3 separate regions of the Homo sapiens genome follow, and all the other regions are linked to region 3. Evidence: read pairs that join two places in POLR2A ChIA-PET (ENCODE). Cell type or tissue: Panc1. All regions are shown on one strand. Each heading gives the region's core, and the rest is flanking DNA. Links, peaks and the distances in the headings are about the cores only.

Region 1 (7,694 bases), core at 1,112-6,111, 49 kb before region 3:
ACAAACCTCAGTTCTAACAAGAAAGGGATTAAAATTGAGTGTTCCAGGCCAGACACAGTGACTCACACCTGTAATCCCAGCACTTTGGGAGGCCGAGGTGGGCAGATCACGAGGTCAGGAGTTCAAGACCAGCCTGGCCAACACGGTGAAACCCCGTCTCTACTAAAAATACAAAAATTACCAGGGCATGGTGGCACGTGCCTGTAATCCCAGCTACTCAGGAGGCTGAGGCAGGAGAATGGTTTGAACCCAGGAGGTGGATGCTGCAGTGAAATGAGATAGTGCCACTGCACTCCAGCCTGGGAGACAGAGCAAGACTCTGTCTTGAAAGAAAAATTAAAAAATTAAATAGAGTGTTCCTACTAAAATTCTTTTGACTGTGCAATATATTCAAACTGTCAGGATACTAAAAAGACAATACAGTAGCAAAAACTTCATCACCTAATACAGATAAAAGAAAATGAGAGGGTTTGTTTCCCCCAATTTCTAATGTAAAAACTTGTTTCTACCATTTCCTCCTGTCTGAGCACTCTCACCTCTTTACAGCTGTGCTATTATGAGATGCTTACGTATTACATATTCCTAAAATATATAAAGACATTTCTCCAAACAGATCAGGATAGGATTGCTTTTTTTACTCCCCTTAATCACAACTGAAGCTGCCTTAATAAAAGGTAAAATAGATTCTTTTTTTTTTTTTTTTTTTTTTGGAGATGGAGTCTCACTCTGTCACCAGGCTGGAGTGCAGTGGCACGATTTCGGATTACTGCAACCTCTGCCTCCCGGGTTCAAGTGATTCTCCTGCCTCAGCCTCCCCAGTAGCTGGGACTACAGGCGCATGCCACCACTCCCGGCTAATTTTTGTATTTTTAGTAGAGATGGGGTTTCACCATGTTGGCCAGGATGGTCTCTATCTCTTGACCTCGTGATCCACCCGCCTCGGCCTCCCAAAGTGCTGGAATTACAGGAGTGAGCCACCGCGCCCGGCCAAAATAGGTTTTAAGGCAAACAATAAATATCTTCTATCTTCACACAACTCTAACCATTCAGCCAGAGATTTCAACTGACACTCTTACCTAACATTCCTAACAGATTTGAAACAACAAAAAGAGGAATTCAATAAACCAACTATAGATACTCTCAATGCTAAAACACAAATGTTTCAAGAAGGTAATTTATTACAGACTTCAGCATTTAAATGTTAAGGAAAAGAGAGATTTTCATTCATAGAACAGAGATGAATGGAATAAATCAACACTTTCAAAATTGTATTTATAGGAGCTTTCCACTTTAAGCCTATACTACTTACACCACTAGCTTTTGCTAGCTCCTTGGTTTCATAAGTTTAAGAAGTATCAACAGAAGCATTTACATAGCACCAGCAAGAGTTCAACAAGAGGCCAGAAACACCAGTCCTCACAGGAAAATAGTAAACTATTTTTAATTTAGTAAAATATTTTAGTAAATAATTTAGTATAATAGTAAACTATTTTTAAATGTCTTCCCTTTTTAGAAACAAAATTAAAATCCTTAAGTCTTTTCTACATTAATAACAACCAGTCTGAAAACCTTAAAAATAACTATAAAACTTGCCTTCAAGTCAGTGTTATTAAAAAATAAAAAATATATATAAAACCAAGAAATTAACTATAAAACAACTCAATTCATCTAATATTGCAGGTTATCAGACGTTAACCCCAAACAATCAAAAAAGTCCAGGCAAGACAGACAACAAGAATAAGAATAATGCCAAAGTACATATTTCTCTAATTTTTACAACCTCCATACCTGTACCCACTGTCCCACCACCAAGTCATAGGCCTTTCCAAACCATACATACACCCCAACTTACCAATTGGCCGTTTTGCTGGGACAAACGCCTTCAGATTCTTCCCAGGGCGATTTGTTGCAGTGCCAGAGGAGGATGCCATTTTGGAATTGGATGTTGAAGGCAACAGGGTACGTGGTTTCCTGGATGCAGCCACCTTGGCATTGGATGCTACCTTGGAGATGACAGTACTGAGGGTTGAGAGGTCCAGGACTGAGGGTCGCAACCTGCCTGTGATATAAGCAGCTAGCCTATTGGCTGGATGCAATGCCCCCATCTGTCCCAATAGCAACTTAGCCTGCGGGTAACTCTTACCATTAACCTGAAACAAGTGGCAAAGAGAAATTCTGTAAAGATAAAATTCTCTTGCTAACTCCTCTCCCTTGACAGGGGCTTCATTTTTACAAGTTTTCATAAGTCTATTTTTCAGATTTAAAAGGGAAAAAGAAGTAGACTTTTTCCATTTAGAATAATCTGAGTAATCAGAAGGTAGAAAAATGCTGTCAACTGATATTCTGAACTAATCTCATCTCCTTCATATTGTAGTTTGAAAATAGAGAATCGGAAACTCATCATTTCTGCATCCTAGTTATGTGAAAGTTATCATCAAATCTAAACAACTAGAATTATCCAATTGTTTTCCTTGTAAATAAGGCATTCTGGTTAAGCTATTAACCTCATCAGCAAAAATGAGTGTCCCACAGAATCTCTCTGATAAGACCAGAGAGACATAATGAAGCTCTCACACAAGGGTCCTTTCAAGCATCCTTCATATTTGAAAAATATAAGTGAAATCTACTTTAAGTTATAAGACAATCATTGTTGCAATAACCTAAGCCACAATTACCTCACAGTTTTTCATTTTCAAAAAGCTTAGCTTTGAAAATACTATTTTCATCTCTTGGATAAAACATGGGTTCAAACTGAATGTTGGTACGAACTCATTCTTATTCTAGACATAATTAACTAAATAGTCAGAAGAAAGTGAACCAACAAATGAAGTAAAGATCCCCTCTGCTGCCTGAGTTTATCAGACTGCCCATCATGGGTACCAGCACAGTTGTTTTTTGTGGGGGTTGATTTCTTTTCTTTTTTTTTTAAAGAAAGAAAACAAAAACTTCCCAAGTCTCTACCCATGTTCTCTAGGTCATATTGCCAGGCAACTCTAGAGAAGATAACCTTTTCTATATTTCCTTTTCACCATTTCAAAATCGGGGGTTGGGGGAGATGGAGTGAGGTAGAATCTACTCTCTAACAGGGAACTGGTGAGGAGACCAGCTACAGCAAGCAACTCCATCTTCAGAGACACAAAACAAAATTACTCTTTGCTACTTTGGTTAAATTGTGATTATTCCCACAGAGATCAAGAATATCTCTGCCTTGAGTTTGGTACAAAGAATGTGATCATTCCCCCTGAAAGTAGACTTTACTGTAACTTTTCAGGCTATACAGAAATAGGTCAGATACCCCCTCCCGGATCCCTTGGGACTGCGCTGAAGCCTACTCTGCAGCTTCCCCAAAGTTTACAAAGTTTACAGTTGCCTGACTGCTTATGCAGACACATTCTATGGTGGCTTTGTGAGTCCTGGGCAGAAGACAACAAAAAATTTCCATGCTTGTATTTTAGGGAGTCTAGTCTCACTAGAAATTGTATCAGGCAAACCTCTGTTTTCAAAGTGTCAATCAATATATAAGGTAGAGAAAATACTGTTCTCCTCATCAAGAGTATAAGAAATATCAACAGAAGCATTTACATAGCATGCACAACAGTAAACTGCAATAATAAGTTTTTTAATTAAGTAGATCAATCATATTAATATTATTTTCTCTTTTGAGATGGAGTCTCACTCTGTCGCCCAGGCTGGAATGCAGTGGCGTGATCTCGGCTCACTGCAACCTCTGCCTCCCAGGTTCAGGCGATTCTCCTGCCTCAGCCTCCTAGCTGGGATTACAGGCACACGCCACCATGCCCGGCTAATTTTTGTATTTTTAGTAGAGATGGGGTTTCACCATGTTGGTCAGGCTGGTCTTGAACTCCTGACCTCATGATCTACCCGCCTTCACCTCCCAAAGTGCTGGTATTACAGGTGTGAGCCACCATGCCCAGCCTATATCAATCATATTATTAATGGAGAAGTCCTTAGTGACTTAGAAGCAGCCAATCTAATGAAAGTCAAGCTAACTTTGCAATAATATCAGACACTTCCACACATTTGCTACTCTAATATAAAAGTGCACTTTTTTTTTTTTGAGACAATCTCCCTCTGTTGCCCAAGCTGGAATACAGTGGCACAATCTCAGCTCACTGCAACCTCCACCTCCCAGGTTCAAATGATTCTCCTGCCTCAGCCTCTCAAGAAGCTGGGATTACAGGCGCGCGCCACCACGCCGGGCTAACTTTTTTATTTTTAGTAGAAATGGGGTTTTGCCATGTCGGCCAGGCTAGTCTCAAACTCCTTGCCTTAGGTGATCCACCACCTCGGCCTCCCAAAGTGCTGGGATTACAGGCGTAAGCCACTGCGCTCAGCTAGAAAAACCTTTTCTGACTATGACATTAATTCAGAACGTCTCTTTTCAAATTTTCTATATGCCAGTATAATTTTACTAATACAACCTGCGTGAATTACTAAGTATCAAGGATAAAGGTATTTGTCCTACAACAGTTACACTAACAAAACCCCTACGAATCAAATAAAGAAAAAATATAATTAAGTAAATATGGCTGAATTTTTACTCTTGTATTTAAATAACACCTTACTAAATTAAAATTTTCAGCCATGCATGGTGGCTCACCCCTGTAATCCTAGCACTTTGGGAGGCCAAGGTGGGTGGATCACCTGAGCTCAGAAGTTCGAGACCAGCCTGGACAACATGGCGAAACCCCGTCTCTACTAAAAAAAAAACAAAAACAAAAAAAAACACACACAAACACAAAATTAGCCAGGTGTGGTGTCACATGCCTGTAATCCCAGCTACTTGGGAGGCTGAGGCACAAAGAATTGCTTGAACCCAGGAGGCAGAGGTTGCTGTGAGCCAAGATTGCAATAAATAAATAATAAATAAAAATTTTTAAAATTTTCCCCAAGTTTCTAAACATATATTGCCTATCTTTAAGTCAATTTCATCTTCCCCTTACACCTACCGTTCTAACCATGGTTTTGTTTTGAAACCTATCTGCTAATAATAAATTCCAAGAGCTAGACTGAATCCCTGATTACCCTTGCTTTATTGTCAAAGTATCACTAGAGCCTGCAGGCAATAAAGTTTATGAAGAGCAACTTTCTGGGAAGATTAGAAAGAAAATTAAAACTAATACAAGGCTCTACGTTTCTGTTCATAAATGTGACAAAAATTCACTCTAGGTATGCATCTAAACTAGGCCTATTACAAAAAGAGATAATAATTTTGTCACCCAGTTCCCAGGAAATGTCAAGATAAAGGATATCAGGACCATAAAGGGCTCTGAAAAATCATGATACTACCTAGGTGTATACAAAGGTGCTATACCCAGATTAAAGATAATTCTCACCTGGATAAGCCCAGATGTACTTGAACTGGGTTTACGTTTATAGGCCACAAGCTTCCCTGCAGGAGAAAGCCCTGCATAAAAAGGCAGACCTTTGCCTCCATGTAATCTCTCCCTCACTGAATCCAGGGCATCTGTCTGCACAGGAGAGATATCCTCCATTTTCCCAGGGGACAATGGACCATCAGGAGTCTCTGATCCAGATTTCTCAGCCATATCATCTTGGTCTTGACATGATGGCATAGAGATTTTCACACGAGAAGAATAAACAGGAGGGTTCTTCTCACCCCGGCTCTTTCGCTGAGAAGCCAACTCAATGATGAAGCTGCCCACCTTAAGTGATTGTGGCATGTTGCTATTGATGTGCTGGGATAAGATGCTCAAAATCTTGTTCCGATCTTCCTCCCAGTTGCAGTCTGAGATGATCTCAATCAGTTTGGTGGGACCACCAGGTGACCTCTGATGCATATAAGAAGTAGAAGAGGATTCTCCTTCATTGCAGGAAGACTTCCAGCTCTTTTCTGATGTAAAATAATAATAAAAAAGAAAAAGTTGAAAGATTATTTCTGCATCACAGCATTTTGTATGAAACTCTGAAAAAAAACTGTCACATTCTCACGTTCTTTCACAGTAGTAACTTAAAATGTATCAACTTTCACAATTTGGGAGTTTTCCAGGAAGAAAAAGTTCCAGAGAATAAGACTACAATAGTCCTCATTATCCTGCTGACTGGGCTCTAACAGGTAGTTCCCTTAACACTACTCTAAATGCCACAATTATTACATTAGAGTTAGCTTGCAAACAAACCATGACCTACAACCAAGGTTAAGCTTCACTGGTATAGGTTACTATTTTGCTATACATACAGGCAAAGTGAAACTACTTGCTAGATGCTTTGAAACATGTACAGATTAGAGTCAATCCAAAAGAACAGCAAGAAAAATAGTATTCTGATTTTTTTTTTTTTTTGAGACGGAGTCTAGCTCTGTCGCCAGGCTGGAGTGCAGAGGCGTGATAGCTCACTGCAACCTCTGCCTCCCAGGTTCAAGTGGTTCTCCTGCCTCAGCCTCCCGAGTAGCTGAGATTATGGACGCGTGCCACCACGCCCAGTTAATTTTTGTATTTTTACTAGAGACGGGGTTTCACCATGTTGGCCAGGATGGTCTTGGATCTCTTGACCTCATGATCCACCCGCCTCGGCCTCCCAAAGTGCTGGGATTACAGGCGTGAGCCACTGCGCCCAGCTGTAGTATTCTGATTTTAAGTGCACTCTAACTCTAATTTCTACTGCAAATACCTCTGAATTACTTCTGTGCTTCTAGATATGATTGCTCCATTTCTACACTGTTTGCAGATCACTCAACTACCCAAAGTATTCTTTCCATGGCAACATGTTGACTAGACATGTATTTCACTAGACTCCTGGATTTCTTTAGCACAGCTTCCCAATGAGTGTACTGGTATGTCAAGGGCCCCCATAATCCTCAGGGTGCTCACGCTCTCAGGCAGGTTCCCTCCACCCTAGTAGCCTCCTCCACTTACCGCAATGTGCTATAGAAACATTGTTAATTATTTGTATGTACCATGACGTTTTTTAAGAAGTTAGGAAGCCCTGCTGCTTAAGTGTCAGAAGTCTCGGGAAGCATAACCAAAAACAAATTGGTAACCACCTGACCACTACCTGTCATCAAAGTAATTCTGACAGTAGCCTCTGCCAGCTAAATCACAGTAATATTCCTTCCTTTCTCCTTCTAGATTTCCCCAGAGGTGGCAGTGATGGAGGACCAAAGGCTAATGATGCCAATATTACTGGGGTTTGGAAAGAGGTTAAAAAAAAAAAAACTCACTGACCTCAACCTAAATGTCTCTTGCAACAACATGCTTTATCAACATGAATGAATTTTCTTTTATTTTTGAGAGCAGGAGTGTTAACAGACCAAATAATGGGGAAAAAAAACTTTTACTTATTGTCCCTGTTTTTGGCATAAGTTTGAAACAGGGTAGGCAGACATATTCTGAATTGATGGTTTGGGTTTTCTCCCATTATTACTATAATCTAGACCTAAATAATTTTTATCAAATGTTAAGATCTAGTTTTCATTCTGACCTTGTAATTTATCAGAATCATCCTCCAAGTCACAGGTGAGTTGTTTTAAGGGCTGCTGTTCAGAATCAGGTTCCTGAAGGAGACAGTAACACAGAAATACTTTAACTTAACATATATTCAATACCCACAGAAACTTGGACACAAGCATTAAATCTCTCACAGAAGTTTAAATCATTAGAATGACTGAAATGTCAACAGCTTCAATCCACATGCACATCTACGTTACTATCATA
Region 2 (7,694 bases), core at 1,045-6,044, 110 kb after region 3:
CAAGTAGCTGGGATTACAGGCACCCACCAGCACGCCCAGCTAATTTTTTTTTTTTCCGAGATGGAGTCTCACTCTCTCACCCAAGCTGGAATGTAGTGGCTCACTGCAACCTCCCCCTCCCAGGTTCAAGTGATTCTCCTGCCTCAGCCTCCCGAGTAGCTAGGATTACACGTGCCTGCCACCATACCTGGCTAATTTTGTGTATTTTTAGTAAAGACAGGGTTTAGTAAAGACAGGGTTTCACCCTGTTAGCCAGGCTGGTCTCAAACTCCTGACCTTGTGATCCGCCCGCCTCGGCCTCCCAAAGCGCTGGGATTACGGGTGTGAGCCACCATGCCCGGCCATTCTTGCCTCTTTGAGACTCACTTTTCAAAACTGCTGTTGTTAGATGATCCTTATAAACATGTTGCTGAGGGAAAGAAGCCAAACGCAAAGTAATCAAATCTACATGACTCCATTTATATACTTTTAAAAGGAGCTTCACTGATCCATGGTGTTAAGAGGTCAGGATAGAGGTTACCTATGGGGAGTAGGGAGGAGGCAGAGATTGAGGCAGGTCCCAAGGGTTGCTTCTGGGTTGCTGTTAATGCTGTTTCTTAATCTGGATGCTGGTTCTTTGGATCTGTTTGTGAAAATCCTTTTTGATCCAGAGTCTCTCTCTTTTTTTTTTTGAGACAGAAAATCCCAAAGCGCTGGGATTATAGGCGTGAGCCACCATGCCTGGCCTCTTTTTTTTTTTTTTTTTTTTGAGATGGAGTCTCGCTCTGTCACCCAGGCTGGAGTGCACTGGTGCCATCTCAGTTCACTGCAACCTCCGCCTCCAGGGTTCAAGTGATTCTCCTGCCTTAGCCTCCCAAGTAGCTGGGATTACAGGTGCCTGCCACCACTCCTGGCTAGTTTTTGTATTTTTTAGTAGAGATGGGGTTTCACCATGTTGGCCAGGCTGGTCTTGAACCCCTGACCTCAGGTGATCCACCCGCCTCAGCCTCACAAAGTGCTGGGATTACAGGCATCAGCCACCGCCCCCAACCGATAGTGAAGGTCTTTTCAATCAATAATTCCCAGATGTTATCTCACAGGTAATCACTACCTGCAGTGAAAGCTAATCACAGCAGGAAAGATTCTGAAAGCTACTTGCCTGGAAGTTTTTCAGGTTTCATGATCTACATGGGAACCAGAATTTGGAGTACCAGCAACAGGTTTTTCAGGATATTTGCTTTCAGAAGCAGCCACCCTATTCCCCTGCCCTCAGCCAGAAGCAGCACAATACCTGTGGGCCCTCCCAGTCTCCCCACACTCCTCACTAGCACATGTGTGGTTCCTGCGCCTCCTGCTGCATCTCCCATGAACTTGCTCTAAAAGCTTTTTTGTTGTTTTGTTTTGTTTCTGAGACAGTCTTAATCTGTCACCCAGGCCGAAGTTTAGTGGCAAGATCTCAGCTTACTGCAACCTCCTCCTCCCAGGTTTAAGTGATTCTCATGCCTCAGTCACCCAGTAGCTGAGATGACAAACCTGCGCCACCAAGCCTGGCTAAACTTTTTTGAATTTTTAGTTGAGATGGGGTTTCATGTTGCCCAGGCTGGTCTCGAACTCCCGGCCTGAAGTGATCCACCCGCCTCAGCCTCCCAAAGTGCTGGGATTACAAGCTGGGTATGGTGTCTCACCCCTGTTATCACAGCACTTTGGGAGGCTAAGGCAGGCAGATCACTTGAAATCAGGAGTTCGAGACCAGCCTGGCCAACATGGCGAAACCCTGTCTCTACAAAAAAATACAAAAAATAGCCGGACACAGTGGCTCGTGCCTGTAGTCCCAACTACTCGGGAAGCCAAGACAAGAGACTTGATTAAACCTGGGAGACAGAGGTTACAGTGAGCCGAGATCACACCACTGCACTCTAGCCTGGGCGACAGAGAGAGACTCGAGACTCCGTCTCAAAAAAAAAAAAAAATACACGCCACTGTGCCCAGCTGAATATTTGCATTTTCAAAAGATCAATGGTGATTATCTCTAGGTGGTGGGAGTATAGGTAACTGGCACCTTTTATTATTTTTTGCATTTTTATTTTTATTTTATTTTTGAGATGGAGTCTCGCCTGTCACCTAGGCTGCCGGGATCTCGACTCACTGCAACCTCCGCCTCCTGAGTTCAAGCAATTCTCCTGCCTCAGTGTCCTGAGTAGCTGGGATTACAGACACGCGCCACCATGCCCAGCTAATTTTTGTATTTTTAGTAAAGACGGGGTGTCACCATGTTGGTCAGACTAGTCTTGAACTTCTGACCTCGTGATCCACACACCCAGGTCTCCCAAAGTGCTGGGATTACAGGCGTGAGCCACTGCGCCCAGCCGATTTTTTGCATTTTTCTAACTGCCCACGGTGACTCTGTATTATCTTCAGTATAATAAGATTCATTGGGATCCTGTATCTAATTACAAAAGCATTTTGTGCTCAATGCAGAAAACTTGGAAAGCACAAAGAAGAACGTCCCCTTAACCCCATCATTTAAAGGTAACAGCTGTTGCCAGGTGCGGTGGCTCACGCCTGTAATCCCAACACTTTGGGAGGCTGAGGCAGGCGGATCACGAGGTCAGGAGATTGAGATCATCCTGGCTAATACGGTGAAACCCTATCTCTACTAAAAATACAAAAAATTAGCCGGGCGTGGTGGCAGGCACCTGTAGTCCCAGCTACTCGGGAGGCTGAGGCAGGAGAATGGCGTGAACCTGGGAGGCAGAGCTTGCAGTGAGCTCAGATCGCGCAATTGCACTCCAGCCTGGGCGACAGAGTGAGACTCGGTCTCAAAAAAAAAAAAAAAAAGATAACAGCTGTTAACATTTTGGCATATGTCTTTCCAGACTTTTCTCTCTATAAAAATCTTTCATCTTTGTGATCTCAAAAAAAGTAAACATTTAAGAGACAAAGCTGGGGCCAGGTGTGGTGGCTCAGGACTGTAATCCCAGCACTTTGGGAGGCCAAGGCAGGCAGATCACTTGAGGTCATGAGTTCAAGACCACCCTGGCCAACATGGCGAAACCACATCTCTACTAAAAATACAAAAATTACCTGGGCATGGTAGTGAGCCCCTGTAATCCCAGCTACTCTGGTGACTGAGGCACAAGAATCGCTTGAACCCAGGAGGCAGAGGTTGCAGTGAACCAAGATCACACCATGCACTCCAGCCTGGGCAACACAGTGAGACTGTCTCAAAAAAAAAGAAAAAAAAAAAGAGACAAAACCTTAGGTCTTTAGTCTTCAATTTTATTTCTATTTTAAACAGCAACTAACAGCTTGGAAATGTCCCTAACAGCTAGGACCCGCCCCATGCATTCCAGAGGCTCCCCCACCAAGGCTGGGGTCCAGGTTCCAGGAATTCCCCCTCATCAGGCCTGATTTCTCTCTGGAGACTTGGGACAGAAGAGGCTGTCCAGTTAGAGGGGAAGTTGGCACTAAAGGTCACCGTTTAGAAGGGTTGGGCTCAGACACAGCTGCCTTTGTTAGTCTTAGGATATTTTGAGATTTGGTAGCGTGCTCAGATTGTGGGTATGGAGAAGGGTTCCTGAACTCCTCTCCGGCCTCACTTGCTCCTGGGCAAGCCTCACAGCACCCCTTCCTCTTGCTGGCTCGGCACGCTGCCTTTGGAAGAGGGGCACCTGATAGGCTGGGTACTCCAGCATGCCTTTGTGTGACCCGGTCAGCTGCAGGGAAGCATGCTCCCCTCAACTTCTCCTGGCGTAGGCAGGGTGCGGAATCAGAAAGATGGTGAAGATTCAGACCTGAGATACCAACCCCTTACCAACCCTCACCTAAAAGGGAATATTACAAGGACATCTCTTTGTGACTTGGAGGGGCACACCTGGATATTTAAACCCCAAGTGTGGTAATAGCTGGGCCACCAGGCTGGAGGCAGCTCAATGCATGCACTTAAGCAGCAGGGGCAGCTCAGCAGGAGGGTAGGGCCCACAGAGCTGGACCTGCCCTCCCCACACTGCCATCCACACCCATGGTAACCATGGAAACATAACCACCCCACTCCTGCCAGCTGCCTGGGTTCAGACAACCAGGACTGGCCCACTTCCATCAAGCCAAGGCCTAAACTGATGCCAGGCTGGCCACAGAGTGGTTGCAGGAAGAACTGGGATTGGGTGATTTGGTCAGTCCGGGCTTCCCAGCACAGCTTGGGAGGACTACCACAGGAGCCTCCACACCTTGCTGTCTGGGCTGGGGTCAGACGGGGCTTAGTCAGCCAGCTCAGTGGCCACCAGAGCCGGCCAAATGGCCCCGATGCCCTCTGCCTGTGGGCTAACAGCTACTGTGTGGCAGTAGCCCTTGCTGCAGCAGCAAAAGCCTCTGTGTCTCATTGAGGGGACTCTCTGGCTGGTGCTCTGCCTGCCCTGGCTGCTCAGCCAGCCCTCCGGGGGTGAGTATGTACCGACAGTCACTGGGAGTGCCACCCACTGCCCCCATGCCACTGCCATCCCCAGCCCCACTGTAGGGCTGATCCCTGCCAGGTAGCTCCAGGCTGCCTCCCGCAGTGGGCTCCTCAGCTCTCTCGATGTTGATGTATAAGGGGTCCTGGCTGGCAGATAGCACAGACAGCTGGCCCAAGATGTTCTCCAGTTCCATTCGCAGACAAGTAAAGCTCGGGCGCTGCTTGGGGTCAGCACTCCAGCACTGGTACATGAGATCATACCTGGGGTGGAGAGAAGCGTGAGAAAAGGCAGGAGCCCTTCCCTCAAAAGCAGGGGCCCCTTCATCATATGGCACTAGGGTTTTAAAAAATTTTATTCCCTGGTGGGGCACAGCGGCTCGCATCTGTAATCTCAACACTTTGGGAGGCCGAAGGGGGGTATTATTTGAGCCCAGGAGTTCGAGACCAGCCTGGGCAATATGGCAAAACCCTGTCTCTATAATAATACAAAAATTAGCCAGGCTTGGTAGACACGCCTGTAGTCCCAGCTACTCGGAAGGCTGAGGTGGGATCACCTTGGGAGGCCAAGGCAGGCAGATCACCTGAGGTCAGGAGTTCGAGACCAGCCTGACCAACATGGAGAAACCCCATCTCTACTAAAAATACAAAAAAAAATTAGCCCAGCATGGTGGCACATTCCTGTAATCCCAGCTACTTGGGAGGCTGAGGCAGGAGAATCGCTTGAACCCAGGAGGTGGAGGTTGCGGTGAGCCGAGATTGCACAATTGAACTCCAGCCTGGGCAACAAGAGTGAAATTCCATCTCAAAATAAATAAACAAACAAATAAATTAATTAAATTAAATAAATAAAAAATATATTTGTAGAGACAGGGTCTTGCTATGTTGCTCAGGCTGGTCTCAAACTCCTGGCCTCTAGTGATCCTCCCACCACAGCTTCCTGAGTAGCTGGGATTACAGGCACATCCTAGCTTATTATTTCTCACAACAACCCTATGAAAGCAATGATCAAATAGAAATCATTTCCACATTTACAAATGTGGAAACATGCACAAAGAGGTTAAGAACCGTGACTAAAGTCACACACGTGGAAAGTGACAGAGCTGTGATTTGAAGCGAGGGGGTTGACTCCGAAGTCCCTCCTGTGCTGAGTGGGCAGTACCTACTCAGTAATTCCTCACCGTGCAGCCGGACACAGTGGTATGCACCTGTAGTCCCAGCTACTCAGGAGGCTGAGGCTAAAAGATCCTTTGACCCCAGGAGTTCGAGACTAGTCTGGACAACATAGCGAGACCATGTCTCTATTAAAAAAAAAAATTAATAAGCAAGGTATGGTGGTAAGTACCTGTAATCCCAGCTACTAGGGAGGCTGGGCAGAAGATCTCTTGAACCCAGGGGTTTGATGCTACAGTGAGCTGTGATTGCATTACTGCACTCCAGCCTGGCTGTCAGAGCGAGGCCCTTTCTCTTTTTTTTTTTTAAAAAAAAAAAAAAAAAAAAAAAAGGAAACCTACTGAATCAGGCCAGGTGCAGTAGCTCATGCCTGTAATCCCAGCACTTTGGGAGGCCGAAGCAGGTGGATCACTTGAGGTCAGGAGTTCGAGTCCAGCCTGGCCAACATGATGAAACCCCGTGTCTACTAAAAAATACAAAAATTGGTTGGGCAAGGTGGCACACACCTGTCATCCCAGCCCTTTGGGAGGCCAAGGTGGGCAGATCACCTGAGGTCGGGAGTTTGAGACCAGCCTGATCAACATGGAGAAACCCCGTCTCTACTAAAAATACAAAATTAGCTGGGCAGGGTGGTGCATGCCTGTAATCCCAGCTACTCAGGAGACTGAGGCACGAGAATCGCTTGAATCCAGGAGGTGGAAGTTGTGGTGAGCCAAGATTGTGCCATTGCACTCCAGCCTGGGCGACAAGAGCAAAACTCCATTTCAAAAAAAAGAAAAAGTCCTCACTATTCATATATAACTTTTGAGTATCTGGAAAAAGCTTCCAGCTCTCCTGCCAACAGGAATTAATTTTTTTTTTTTTTTTTTTTTGAGATGGAGTTTTGCTCTTGTTGCCCAGGCTGGAGTGCAATGGTGTGATCTCGGGTCACCAGAACCTCTGCCTCCCGGGTTCAAGTGATTCTCCTGCCTCAGCTTCCCAAGTAGCTGGCATTACAGGCATGCGCCACCACGCCCAGCTAATTTTGTATTTTTAATAGAGGCGGGGTTTCTCTATGTTGGTCAGGCTGGTCTGGAACTCCCGACCTCAGGAGATCCGCCTCCCAAAGCGCTGGGATTACGGGCGTGAGCCACCGTCCCCTGCCAGGAATGCTTTTTTACATACAATTTCAGGAACCTTATAAATTCCCTGAAGCCTATCACTCAGGATGCCCAAGGAATGCCTCAGGCTCAGGTGGAAAAATAACAAACCAAAAACCTAATGGAAAGACGCTGAGACCAAGTCCAATGAATGCAAATGCCTGACTCTCTTGCCTATGCCCATGACAAGAGCCCCAAGCACTGCCTCACACACCAGCACACCCCCAGCAGGGGCCACCAGTAATGGCAGTAATCATGCCAGACACTGAACAGGTCGTGGGAATGGGAATGGTCTGGGGCCGTGGGTACATGGCCAGACTGGGACACGTCCTCAAGGCTGTGCTAGGAGCCAACTGGCGCCTGTCCACCAGGCTGCCTGGGTGAGGCCAGTGCCTGCCCACTCTCCATTGACAGCACCAGCTCCAGCTGGGGAGGAGGCTGCGCTGGGGTCTGGTCCCCACTGCCCTTCAGAGCTTCTACAGCGCCAGATTAGAACTGAAGCAGGCTGCAGCCACAGGGAGATGTGAGCTTCCTGCCCCTTGCCATGCCCTGAGCTCTGCTGAATGAACAGGAGGGCCAGGGCCTGGCTTGTCTACTCAAGATTTCCCTCTCAGGTGTAGGTGAGTTACCCACAGCCCAGGCTCAGGGCACTTCAAACCCACTGTCCAAGGGAAGGACCCCACCATCAGGCTGAGCCTTCCTGTGCCTGTCCATGACCTCGGCCCTCTGGAAGTCCAATCCCAGAGCAAGAAATGGAGCAGATTCTTTCTCTGGTCACAGTGGCTCCCACTCCCCCTGGGGCTCATGAAAGGTCCTCTGGGCTGGGCGTGGTGGCTCACACCTGTAATCCCAGCATTTTGGGAGGCCAAGGCAGATGGATCCCTTGAGCCCAGGAGCGCAAGACCAGCTTGACAAATATGGCGGAGCCCTGTCTCTACAAAAATACAAAAATTAGC
Region 3 (7,694 bases), core at 982-5,981:
GGTGACAGAGTGAGACTCCGTCTCAAAAAAAGAAAAAGGAAATCCTCCAATGGAAGATTTCCACCTCCAGTTAGAATGTGGAAGATCACAAAATATCATCACTTTTGCCATAACCATGAGAAAACACTAAATTATTTTTCTTACAAGATACTGAAGACCTCTAGACATAAATAAGCCTAAATGAAGTGAATTACAGAAGAAGATCAGCCTTCTCTAGGTGACCGGAGATAGCTACTGCTTTCAACCCTAAGCAGCATTTGCACTGTGTGAAGATACAGTAAGGAGAGAAAAAAGCAACTATAGGCAAAGGATCTTTGCAAAAACACAGAGAAACCAACTTTTAATGCCCGAGCATGGGCAGAATCTCGAGGACCCCAAATAGGAAACTAGTCCTCACTGCTGTCCAATTACCACCCCCTCCAGAGGACTTCTGCAGAACAAACAGCAGTGCCGCAGAAAGGCTGGCCTGGAAATAAGAGAACATGTAGTCTACCAATGCTTAGGTCCTAAGGTCCTGCCAGGGATAGGAGACCAACCACTCCTCCCTTGACACAGCTGAAACGAGAGGTGAGCTGAAATTTACTAAAATAGGAAGCCACTTGAAATCACCTAGACTGAAGGACAGAGAAACAAACAAAACAAAACAAAACAAAAAAGTGTCAGAGATCTCTGGGACAACATAAAATGATCTAACATACTAGTAACTGCCCTGCCAAAAAGACAAGAGAAACAAAGTGAAGAAATACTTGAAGAGAAAATGAACAAAAATCTTCCAAAAGCAAAAGATTTTAACCCACAGATCCAAGAAGCTCAGTAAGCAACAATGGGGACGAATAGAAGGAAAAAAAAAAAGTCATATCTAGGCACATCAAGGTCAGGCTGCTGAAAATGAAAGATGAAGAGAAAAATACTGAAAGCAGCAGAGGGAAAAACAGACATTACACTGGAGGAACAACAAAGAGAACAACAGACTGACTAGTGACTCAATGGAAACTATGTAAGTCAGAAGACAATATACTTTACCGCCAATCATGAAGTGTTGAAAGAAAAACTAATGTTCTATACCTACCAAAAGAAGCCTTTAAAATTGAAGACATTTTCAGACAGCTGAGATCATTCAGATTGCATAAAAATACTCCTCAGCTCTCAAATAAGACAAATATATCAGTTCTTGCCACGTCTACTTACTTGTACTAGAGATTCTATCAGGATGATTAGGCAAGAAAAAGAAATAAAAGGCATCCAGATTGTAGAGGAAAAAGCAAAACTATCTCTATTCACAGGTAAATGATCTTGTATATGGAAAATACTAAAGAATCCACTAAAAAACTATTAGAACTAATAAATCAGTTTAGCAAGATTCCAGGATCCAAGACACACACACACACAAATTGTTTTTCTACAAACTAGCAATGAATGTCAAAAGTGAAATGAGGAAGTAATTCCATTTTACAATAGCATCAACAAGAATAAAATATTTAGGAATAAATTTAACAAAAGAAGTTTAAGACTTATACATGGAAAACTATAAAACACTGTTGAAACAAATTAAAGACCAAAATAAATAGAAAAATATCCCACGTTTATGGACAAAAAATATTTCATATTGGTAAAACAGCAATAATCCCTAAAGTGATCTACAAATTCAATGCAGTATCTACCAAAACTCCATCTGTGATTTTTTTTTTCAGAAAGGGACAAACTGACCCTAAAATTCACAAGAAAATGCAAGGGAGCCACCAAAAAAAAAAAAAAAAAACAAAGCAATCTTGAAAATTAGAAACAAAGTTCTCAGAGGACTCACACTTCCAGGTTTCAGCTTAGTACAAAGCTACAGTAATTAAGACAGTGTGTCTATTAGTTTGGTTTGGTTTTGAGACAAGGTCCCACTGTGTCACCTAGGCTAGAGTGCAATGGTGCAATCATACCTCACTGCAACCTCAAATTCCTGGAAACAAGTGATCCTCCCACTTTAGCCTCTCGAGTAGCTGGGACTACAGACACATACCACCACACCACTCAGCTATTATTTTTATTTTTTTGTAGAGACAGGTTCTCTTTAGTAGAGACAGGGTTTCACCATGTTGACCAGGCTGGTCTCAAACTCCTGGGCTCAAGCTATCCTACTGCCTTGGCCTCCCAAAGTGCTGAGATTTTAAGCATGATCCACCGTGCCCAGTCAACAGTGTGATATTGACATTAAGACTAGATATACAGATCAACTAACAGAATTGAGAGTCCAGAAATAAATGCCCACATTTATGTCAACTGATTCAATTGCCAAGGTGCCAAGACAATTCAAGAGAGGAAAGAATGGTCTTTTCAACACCAAAAAACTGTGTTCACGCAAAGACTTGTATACAAATGTTCACAGCAACATTATTCGTAACAGCCAAAAACTAAAAACCTTACTGTCCAACTGATGAATAAAAAAAATGTGGTAATGTCCACACAATATTATTTGACAATAAAAAGAAACGAAGTACAGATACATGCTACACATGGATGAACCTTAAAAACATCAAGCTAAGTAAAACAAGCCAGGCACAAAAGACCACATATTAAATGATTCCATTTATATAAAATATCCAAAATAGGCAAATCTACAGAGACAGAGACAGGTGGTTGTGTTGGATTGGGTGGAGCTGGGGAGTGGTTGAGGGAAAATGGGAAGTTACTTTTAATGGGTTTTCTTTCTGGGGTGCTGGTAATGTCCTAAAACTGACTGCAGCACTGAAGTAACGGTTGTGCAATCCTGTGAATATATTAAAAACCATTGAACTCTACACTTTCAGTTGGTAGGTGAATTTTATGTAGATTTTATTGTATGTGAATTATATCTCAATTTTTAAAGTTTTTAAAAAATAACTATTAAAGGAAGTTCTTCAGACTGTTAGAAAATGAAACAATATGGGCCAGGTGTGGTGGCTGAGGCTGAGGTGGACAGATCACTTGAGGCCAGGAGTTCAAGACCAGCCTGGCCTACATGGCAAAACCCTGTCTCTACTAAAAATACAAAAATTAGTCGGGTGTGGTGGTGCATACCTGTAGTCCCAGCTACTCAGGAGGCTAAAGCAGGAAAATCACCTGAACCTGGTAGGCAGAGGTTGCAGTGAGCTGAGATCACATCACTGCACTCCAGCCTGGGTGACAGAGTGAGACTCTATCTCAAAAAAAAGAAAAAAAAAAAAGAAAAAGAAAATGAACCAAAATAAACACAGATCCAGAAACAGATGAAAACAAATAAATAAATACGTAAATATAAAAGACTTTTCTTATATTATTTAAATGACTACTGACTTTTTTTATTTTTAAGGAGAGAAGGAGAGAGGGAAAGAGGAGAAAGAGAGGGAGAGAGAAAGAAAAGGAGAGAAGGAGAAAGGGAGAAAGGAAGGGAGGAAGGAGGAGGGAGAAGAGAGGGAGAGAGGTAGGGAGAGAAAGGAAGAGGGAGAGAGGGTAAGGGAAGGCAAGAGAGGATGAGAGCGAGCCACAGAGAGAGGGAGAGGGTACACACCAACTACTGACTGTTTAAAGCAAATAAAGTAACAAGGTTTAGAGGCTTATATCACATAGAAGGACATCAAATATAAGTGCATTAGCAGTTCATTATTCAAATTATATTCAATAAATTAAGGATGCACATTGTAATCCATATAACACTGCTATATACTGAATTGTGTCCCCCACCAAATTTGTATGTGGAAGCCCAAACAGGGCTTTAGGAGAAAATTAGGGTTAAAAGAGGTTTTAAGGGTAGGACTCTAATCCAACAGGATGGTGGGCTTATAAGAAGAGGAAGAGAGACATCCCCCGCTCCCCCCATGTGTGGACATAATAAGAAAGCAGCTATATATGTATACAAGCCAAGATGAGACATGAGAAACCAAACCCTGCCAGAACTTTGATCTTGGACTTTCTAGCCTCCAGAACTGTGAAAAAAATAAAACTTCTGTTGCTTAAGCCAGCCAATCTACGATATTTTGTTATGGCAGCCTGAGTAGACAAATGCAACCACTAAAAAAATTACAAAGAGGTAATTTTTATATAAATGGAATTTGAAAAGCTCAATCCACACAAAAACAGGGAAAGATAAACAGATAAGAGAAGCAGGAAATAGCAAGATGACATGGTTAAAACTCAGCTACATAAGTAATGGCATTAAATGTAAATGAACAAAACAGTCCAATTAAAAGCCAAAGGTTAAAACAGTGGATAAAGAAACAAGTCCAACTATCAGCTATTTAAAAGAGTCGCAATGTAAATTCAAGGAAGAAGAATTAAAGTACAAGGAGGGAAAAAGATAAACCATGCAAAAACTTATTAGAAGGAAACCAATATGGCTCAATAACATCAAACAAAGTAGACTTTAAAATAAGGAGTTTTAGGCTGGGCACGGTGGCTCATGTCTATAATCTCAGCACTCTGGTAGGCAGGTGGATCACCTGAGCTCAGGAGTTCAAGACCAGCCTGGGCAACACAGTGAAACCCCATCTCTACTAAAATACAAAAAATTAGGTTGGCATGGCAGTGTGTGCCAGTAATCACAGCTACTTGGGAAGCTGAGGCAGGAGAATCGCTTGAACCCGGGAGGCAGATGTTGCAGTGAGCCAACATCGCACCACTGCACTCCAGCCTCAGTGACAGAGCGAGGTTCCATCTCAAAATAAAATAGTTTTATCAGAGATAAAGAGGCACATAATTAAAATTTTGAGTTCAATTAACCAAGAAAACATAAACAACCCTAGAAGTATATGTACCTAATCATATATTAGCTTCAAAGTATTTGAAGCAAAAATCTATAGTACCAAAAAGAGAAACAGACAAATCCACAAATACGGTGGGAGATTTTAACCCATCTTTCTCAGTAACTGACATTAAAAAAATCAGGACAGAAGAACTGAATAACACTATCAATCAAACTTACTTGATAAGCCTTTATAGAATATTATATCCAACAACTGTACAATACACACATCCTTTTCAAGTATACATGAAGTATCAATCAGAAACAGATGACACCCTAGACAATAAAGCAAACCCTTGATAATTTCCAAAGGTTTTAAGCCATATGTTCTTTGACAACAACGGAATCAAACTACAAATCAGTAACAAACTTATCAACATACCAAATGTGTAGAATGTACCTAAAGTAGTGCTCAAGAGTCAAACGAATAGTTTAAAATACATACAAATGAAAAAGTCTAAAATCAATTATCTAAGACAGGAGTTGATCATTTTTTTCTGTAAAGGGCTAAACAGTAAAAATTTTAGGCTTTGCATTCCATACAGTCTCTACTGCAACTACTCAAGCTACAGACAATACATAAACAAAATAAAATAAATACAAATACAAAATACAAATACAAAAGACAAGCATGACTGTCTTCCAAAAAACAGGACACTGAAATTTGAACTTTAATTTTCACATCACAAATAACTATTTTTTTTCCCCAATCACTGAAAACTGTTAAAAATCATTCTTAGCTTACAAGCCAAGTAAAAACCAACGGTAGGCACATATGATCCATGGGTCTTAGTCCACCAAACCCTAATCTAAGGCAAATTAAACCAAAAACAAGTAGAACAAAGGAGTTAATGATGAGAGAAAAATCAATGAAATAGAAAAAAACAAAGAACTTGAAGTCATGATTTGAATTCTGCCAACAAGAAAACTCTGTGGCTTCACTGATAAATTCTATCAAATACATAATGAAAAAAAAAACAGCAATCTTGCACAAACTCAGCACATACAGAAAACAGAACACTTTGCAACGTGTTTTATGAGGTAACCATAACCCTACTGCTAACACATCAGAAATAAAACTATAAACAAATATCCCACATGAATTTGGTGCAAAAATCCTCAATAAAATATTAGCAAATTGAAACCAGTAATATTAAAAAGGATGATATCATCATGGCCAGGTAATGTTTAGCCCAAGAATGTAAGATCACCCCTCCCCTCTAAATCAATGTTAATTCACCATATTAACAAAATAAAGGAGAAAAAACATATGGTATTTCAATGGATTTAGAAAAATCATTTGATGAAATTCAACACTCATTCTTAACAATATTCAGGAAAATGGGTAACAGTAGGAAAGTATTTCAACATGATAAAGAGCACTACACAAAAACTACACCCAACATGCTATAAAAAATACAGAATGAGTTTCTCTAAGATCAGGAGACATGAATGACCACTCAAAAAAAAAATTTTTTTTTTAAGACAGCATCTCACTCTGTTGCCCATGCAGTGGTACAACCATGGCTCACTGCAACCTCAACCTCCCAGGCTCAACTCAAGCAATCCTCCCACCTCAGCCTCTCAAGTAGCTGGGCCTACAGGTGTGTGCCACCATGCCCAGCTAATTATTTTTTTAAGTTTTTATAGAGATGGGGGTGAGCTGGGTGGGTGTCACTATGTTTCCAGGGCTGCTTTCAAGCTCCTGGGCTCAAGTGATCCTCCTACCTCGGCCTCCCAAAGTGCTGGAATTAAAGGCGTGAGCCACCACACCCTGCCTCAAAATTTATTTTCAACACAGTACTGGGAGTCCAAGCAATGCAATAAAGCAAGAGAGAGAACAGGCATAAAGATTGGAAAGAAGATGTAAAACTAAATTTGTTCACAGGTAACACTGTACATGTAGAAAATTTCTAAAGGACTCTATAAATTAGTAAAACTCAGCTGGATTTCTATATACTATCAAAAAATTGGGAAATTATTATTATTATTTTTTTTTTTTTTTGAGACAGAGTCTCACTCTGTCACCCAGGCTGGAGTGCAGTGGCACGATCTCGGCTCCCTGCAAGCTCCGCCTCCCGGGTACACGCCATTCTCCTGCCTCAGCCTCCTGAGTAGCTGGGACTACAGGTGCCCGCAACCACACCCAGCTAATTTCTTTTTGTATTTTTAGTAGAGACGGGGTTTCACCGTGTTAGCCAGGATGGTCTCCATCTCCTGACCTCATGATCCTCCTGATCCTCCCGCCTCGGCCTCCCAAAGTGCTGGAATTACAAGCATGAGCCACCACGTCCAGCCAAAACTGGAAAATTATTTTAAATGCCAATTACAAGGATCATTTTTTAAAGCACCTAGGAATAAGTTTAATTAAAGACTGAAAAGAATGAATTATGGTTGAGATAAACTAAACAAGATCTAAATAAACAGAGATATATACCTTGTTTAACAGAATATTCAATGATGTCAAGATATCAAGTCTTTTCAACTGGATCTATTATTCAAGGCAATTCCAGCGGGTTTTTTCACAGAAACTGAAAAGCTGACTCAAAATTTATGTGGAAATACAAAGAACCCAGGACAACCAAAATAATGGGGGGTTCAAAGGCTTACCTTACCAGATTCTAAGACTTATTATAAATCTACTACCATTAAGACAGCACGGTATTGCCCAAAATAATAGAAAACATAGACAAATAAATCAATGAAACAGAATTTAGTATAAAATAAACCTACCTGTGCGCATATAGTCAGCTGATTTTCCTAAGCAACAATGCAACTTAATGGAGAAAATTATTTTCAATAAGTGATGCTAGAGCACCTAGCCATCTGCATGGAAAAATACGAACCCTGACCCTTCACAGCATGTACAAAAATTATTAATAATTCAAGACAGATCACAGAATTAAATGTGAAAACCAAAACAACTTCCCCCTTTCAAACATTTCACTTA

What was found. Peaks named below come from ENCODE experiments on the same cell type or tissue, not always from the same donor. Only the 100,000 strongest peaks of a DNase experiment are listed, where the experiment ranks them.
Region 1: POLR2A ChIA-PET joins it to region 3 with 5 read pairs; 8 of 35 experiments call an interaction of 5 or more read pairs at or near these places.
Region 2: POLR2A ChIA-PET joins it to region 3 with 7 read pairs; 2 of 35 experiments call an interaction of 5 or more read pairs at or near these places.

The regions. Positions count from the first base shown.
Region 1 is chr15:41,734,362-41,742,055 of GRCh38, reverse strand. MGA (MAX dimerization protein MGA) reads right to left here. Exons shown (of 24, transcript NM_001400225.1): 12 at 7,462-7,534; 13 at 5,358-5,875; 14 at 1,853-2,150. Among named protein-coding and RNA genes, the nearest start is that of MAPKBP1, 36 kb to the left of the region's middle. In Panc1, for the core only: no CTCF peak of the experiment used is centred there; no DNase peak of the experiment used is centred there.
Region 2 is chr15:41,574,882-41,582,575 of GRCh38, reverse strand. It overlaps TYRO3 (TYRO3 protein tyrosine kinase), which reads right to left. Exons shown (of 19, transcript NM_006293.4): 19 at 1-4,690. The coding sequence ends at 4,300. Among named protein-coding and RNA genes, the nearest start is that of TYRO3, 20 kb to the right of the region's middle. In Panc1, for the core only: no CTCF peak of the experiment used is centred there; no DNase peak of the experiment used is centred there.
Region 3 is chr15:41,685,060-41,692,753 of GRCh38, reverse strand. All of the region lies in intron 2 of MGA (MAX dimerization protein MGA), which reads right to left. MIR626 (microRNA 626) reads right to left here and starts at 1,169; the gene lies at 1,076-1,169. In Panc1, for the core only: no CTCF peak of the experiment used is centred there; no DNase peak of the experiment used is centred there; H3K27ac peaks cover 3,955 bases.